2 separate regions of the Mus musculus genome follow, and region 2 is linked to region 1. Evidence: chromatin contacts called from ENCODE Hi-C or POLR2A ChIA-PET data. All regions are on one chromosome and are shown on one strand. The core of a region is the stretch at or near the end of the contact, and the rest is flanking DNA. Distances in the headings are between cores, read along the strand shown. Region 1 holds the start of Trappc2 (trafficking protein particle complex 2). Region 2 holds the start of Rab9 (RAB9, member RAS oncogene family).

Region 1 (2,794 bases), core at 190-2,689:
TCTGCCTTTCTGTATTTTCCGGACAAGTCTTAAATATTTGTATGTAGTAAAACAAGAGTGGGAAAAATTGGGCTCACCTTTCCTTAATTTCCAATTCTATATGTAAAATATAGTCTAAAAGGTATATTGTAAGGAAACACATTGAACTAACTCCATCCCTTGCTGCTACCCAAACTTAAGATGTTCTAATAAACAGTTGCTATTCATTTAAAATATCCACACTCTAAAATATCTTATGTGTACTTACTATTACTGACACAGGGTATCACTATGAAGTCTTGGCTGACCTGGAACTGGCTATTTGGCCCAGCTACCCTCACAAGAGATGTGCCTTCCTCTGCTTCCGAAGAACTGGGATAAAGGCGTGTGACAAGACACCTGGTACCATTCCACTATAGATTTTTTTCTAGGGAGTATCATGAAACAGACTGGGCTTCATTTTGTTGTTCTCAGACATGTAGACCACAGTACTCTGCTCACATTACCCTCTGCAGTCCGTTCCTCGCAAGTCCCCCTCCTGCTCACTACATAGACGTAGCATGATCAAAGCGAGACTGGGAACAAGATTTGTAACAGCAGCTTAGTTTTATGGCAATGTGTTCATTATACAGGTTATGTGCTACCTTAATGAATGAATTTAAATGTGGAGCCACCTGCGGTTAAAGGTTACACTTGTGGAAGTATAACGACACGATTGTGCCTAAATCTGATACCTGAAGTGTGTCCAGTACACCCCGATCCTTAAACGTCTGGTATAGCTTTTTGCGCAGTTCATCTTGACTCAACACATCAGACTTGTGGGGCATGTTGGACTGAAAAGAGAAAATGATGGGTTACCTAGTGTCAACGTGGACCTGAATTTCAGAAATCAGTGACCTCACCGGAAGCCCTAAGATGCTTAACGGACATCAAAACAAAGAGATGTCCAATCGGAAAAACCCTGGAAAGTGGCAGGTGGAACTACCTGAGCCATCCTCATCTGCTTTCCTCCCGAGCTCGCCCCTCCACGGTCGGACTCCTCGGCCCGGGCCGGGGCGCAGGAGGAGAGGGAGCCCTTGACCTCGGAATCCAGCTTGTCTCTGGGGACCTAGGGGAGCAAGAGAGCTAAACATTCAGCCCCTAACTCGTCAAGCAGCCGCGCTTCCTCCCACGGTATGGGAAGGGTGGGCGGGTCCGCGAGCCAGGAGGGACTCTGGACGGAATAAAGACGGAAACGACAAGCGAGGGCCCCGAAGCGGCCGCTCAGTCGGCAGTTTTCCCTGCTCCGTAGCTCATCCCTACACTGCCCGCCGCCCGCCGCCTGCTCCGCCCGCTCCGGCCGCTCGGCCCGCTCGGCCGGCTCAGCCTAACCGCCCAGGCTTTGGCCCTCCGTGACGCCTGCGCGCTCTTAGGCGAGCAGTCCCGGCCACGTCTCGCGAGAGCATAGCCTCAGATCTCGCGAGAGTGATTTTGGGACTCCCAGGCTGAGGCTCCCGAGCGCAGATTAAAGAGGCGGCCGGTTCTCATCTCGGCTCCTCCCTACAGGTGAGCTCTGGAGGGAAGCAGGCGGCGGGCGTTCCGGGTCCGCGGGGGCATCCAGGCCTCCCGTGATGCGAACAGTGGTCTTCTACCTCTACCCAGCCCTGACTCGGGACAGCACGCCCAGCCCCCCGGCGCCGAGTAATCCCCGTTCTCCTAGTTGGTATAGCCTCCGTGTCCCCTTGGAGGGGACCTCCGCGCACTGGGACGGAGGCTTGGCGTTCTCCAGGTCGCTAACGCAGTGCATCTTCATTGCAATGCCATTGCCCTTTGCAGCCGGTTTACTGTAGAAAGCGGTCTCGGGCATCGTAGGTTGACCGCATCCTTGGTCAGTTTCCATTAAATGCCAGTGGTACCCTACCTCGCCCTCCAGACTTTGACAGATGCTCTCAAAGAGGGCAAAAGCGCATCTCCTTGAGAAGCACGGAGCTTCATTTTATAGAAAAGCCCCACTAGTTTTGCTGATCTGTGGGGCAAGTTGAATTTACAGCTGTCAGGAGCAAGTTTCTGAAAGGTTCCTCCATAGAGAGATTTGCTATAAATATGGACGGCTTTGAACTGGGGTGCATGCGTTTTATCTTGTGTTTGCCTGTTAACTAAAATGTTTAACTTGTAAGGATTTCTAAATTCATCCTGCTCTTGCACTAGTAGTCTTCCACCATTGCACCATATGAATTTTTAGCTTCCTGGTAACTTCAGATGTCAGCCCTGGGCTTGGCCTTTACAGCAGTTTAGAATAAGCCTGTCAAGTCTAGAGTTAAAAAAAAATACTTGATCTTGTGTATGTACTGCACTCCCTCAAACCCATACCAGACATGAATAATTGATCATAGCCATTCGACCACACTGTTTCTCAGCACCAACTCCTGACAGCCATACCAGACATGAATAATTAATTGATCACAGCCTTTCACTGCTGACCACACAGTTTCTCAGCACCAGCTCCTGGCAGCCATACCAGCAAAGCAGATTTTGCTCATAAGGAACCACGAGCTATCCCTAGTCAAATCCCTTTCCTACTAGACATTATATTTCAAGAATATACTAAACACCCACCACAGAACACTTCATCCTCACTTAGCTTAAAACACCCTCGACTGGCTCCTTCAGTTGCTCTTATTTTGTTTTGTTTTCAGACCATTCATTGTCTAAGTCCCCACCCACCCCCCTGCTCCCAACATATTGTTTAAAGGTATCCATCATTTGAAATTATGATTTCCAGAACTAAGTATTTTCACAGGAGATGTAATGAGGATGACAGCAGCACTTTCCACAC
Region 2 (2,700 bases), core at 61-2,560, 39 kb after region 1:
TTGAGATTTCAGGCAGTGTAGGGATTTTCCATTGCAGTGGTGCTAGCAAGGAAAAAGACAAAACTTGTACCAGCAAAACAAAACAAAAACCAAATTCAGTCTGTTGATTTTATGAGGACGCTGTGAAAAGACTGGTCACGTGCCAATTTGGAAACTTGCAGAAGTTATTCCTCAAAAGAAGTATGATCACGGGATGTGTCATCATTTACAAAACAAAACAGAACCATAATACGTTCACCAACCATTTGGTCAGTACTTAAAAGTCTCCTCTGGTCTTTTCACTAAGATGGAAGGAAGAAAGGAACGCGATTTTGAAACCTCGGCCAAGATCTGATATCTGACGATGTTCCCAACCGCCTACAAGGTCTTTGCCCTGGCTTTATCTTCCAAGCTCTCTCACCTGAGTGGGTCAAAGGGTAGTATGTCAGAGGTCGCCAAACTCAAATAACACAAGCTTGCTTTCCCCAGCATTAGTCAGTCACTGTGGCGCAAGGTTTGGTCTCGAGTATGTGGGTGTCCCCGTGTGGTTAGGGGAAAGACTAATGTGTAAGTGTGTACCCAGGTAATGTCATTGGTCCCGTGAGCATCGTTCCACCATCCTATTCCCAAGTATTTGGGGTATATCTCTTTCCTGAGATGATGTTTTTGGAAGGGATATCTCTTCCTCTCTAGTAAGGCCGATCGGTCGGTCTGCGTGTATGTGTTTGTGTGTGCGCGCGCGCGTGTATGTCCCGAGTGGTTGGGTGTGTGATCTTCTTCCCGTGCTTGAATGTGAAAACCCGTCTTTCTTCCTACTGACGTAGGAATTTTCAGGAGACTTGGGGACAAGCTAACTACCCCTGTTGCCCAGCAATCTACTGACCCGCGCCAATTTGGCTCGCCCGCCGCCCCGGCGGCCCTCCGCTCCAGCAGCTCAGCTCAGGCTACGCGCGCTCTTAACCAGCTCTGGCCGGACCTCAAATGGAAGGATGACCCCCGCTCACCTTGCAGACACACACTGGACGTCCTGGGGGCGGCTCGCCAACACGCCTGGGTGCAACCAGGGCAGGAAGAAGGCCAGAGACTCCGGAACGTCGAGAGCGCTTCCAAGAGGGAGCGACTGGGGCAGAAGAACCAATATGGCGGGCGGCCGGGGCGGGGCCAAGACGGAGGGGCGAGGCCTTGACAGTGGGGCGACGGGGCGGGGCCTGAGGCAGTGAGGCAGGGTCTGGAGTGGTAAAACCAGACCCGGGTCAGGGGCGGGACCTAAGTCTTTAGGGCGGGGCCAGGAGCTGCGGGGAGGGGCCTGTGGCGGTAGCACCAGGCCAGGAGCTGTAGGTCGGGGTCTTTCCTGTGGGCGTGGCCTGCGGCTGCGAGCCCAACCGCTAAGGCTAAGATCCTAGTCTGGATCACAGGAATTAGGCCCAAGGAAGACTGAGCCAGGAAGTCTGGAATCTGCTCTTCCCACAGACTGCTTTGCAAGATCGCAGTTTTTCTTTGTACTAGCTGCTGCTCTGGTCTTCCCACCTGCGTTTCTTCTAACAGTGGTCACAAAATAATAATTTATTCTTAAAGTTTAAAGTAGAGAACATATGAGTACTATGACGTAGCAGTATTGCACCATTTAAAAAAAAAAAAGCAGGCGGTGGTGGCTCACGCCTTTAATCCCAGCACTTGGGAGGCAGAGGCAGGCAAATTTCTGAGTTTGAAGCCAGTCTGGTCTACAGAGTGAGTTCCAGGATAGCCAGGGCTACACAGAGAAACCCTGTGTCGAAAAACAAACAAAACAATAATAATAATGGCAAAATATAGGGTCAGAGGTGTTTGTATTCCTTTGATTTATATGAGGAATTGAGTACATAGGTGGTAAAAATAAAAGTCCCTGGAAGAAAGATTCTTAGCTCCCCATAAACATATAGATTATGTTTAGTTTCTAAGAGAAGACATTCACTTTCGTGATCCACAACAATTTACATAATGTCTGCCTCTTTGTGGAGCCATTTTCAAGTAATAACCTTTCATCAGGCGCCAGAAAGATTACAGTTAGCAAAGTTTCTCACAAGTATGATTTTAGAATAATTATGAAAATAAGGCTCATAATAAATACTGAGTTCCAGTTTGAATTTCAATGATTTTTTTTCTTATAAAAAGGAATCTATTTTTATGTGTGCAGAATATTTCCCCCACGGACATCTGAGTAAAGGTTTATCGATATACAAATCTGTTGCATATGGAAAAGTGAGCTGGGATACAAGTCAAGGTCGAGTGCTTGTCCACCATACATGAAATCATGGTTCCAACCCCGACATCACAGAAGCCTAGCATTCTAGAAGCAGAGACAGGAGCTCAAGATCCTCATGGCACATAGGGAGTTGGTACATAGGCTATATGAGACCTTCTCTAAGGGAAAAATGACTATGCTTTTCACATACAAGGAAAAACAGAATGAAATAGTACACAATTTATCCATTAACTGACATTTAAATCATCGAAATGTTGATATTTTCTCTAACCCATTATCAATGTGAAATCTCAGTAATGTATATATTTTATAAGTAATCTATTAGTAATTATATTATTAAATAATCATATGTTGAAAAGTTACATATAAAAAATGATTTCTCAAACCAGGTGTGGTGGTGTCTTTTTACCGGGCACTCAGAAGGCAGAGGCAGGCAGATATCTGTGAGTTCAAGGTCAGCCTGATCTACAAAGTGAGTT

The links. Hi-C counts contacts between places; a loop is a spot of excess contacts on that map. ChIA-PET counts read pairs that join two places held with the same protein, here RNA polymerase II (POLR2A).
Region 2: a map of heart shows a loop between it and region 1 (2.5-fold over the local background). The contact joins the promoter of Rab9 here to the promoter of Trappc2 in region 1. A Hi-C loop is called at or near these places in 3 of 37 maps with a recorded cell type or tissue (heart and left cerebral cortex). POLR2A ChIA-PET finds 5 or more read pairs at or near these places in 4 of 5 experiments (Patski and embryonic stem cell).

Annotation. Positions count from the first base shown.
Region 1 is chrX:166,439,316-166,442,109 of GRCm38, forward strand. Trappc2 (trafficking protein particle complex 2) reads left to right here and starts at 1,440. Exons shown (of 5, transcript NM_025432.4): 1 at 1,440-1,524. Ofd1 (OFD1, centriole and centriolar satellite protein) reads right to left here and starts at 1,389. Exons shown (of 23, transcript NM_177429.3): 1 at 965-1,389; 2 at 714-812. The coding sequence starts at 979.
Region 2 is chrX:166,478,557-166,481,256 of GRCm38, forward strand. Rab9 (RAB9, member RAS oncogene family) reads right to left here and starts at 1,311. Exons shown (of 3, transcript NM_019773.2): 1 at 984-1,311.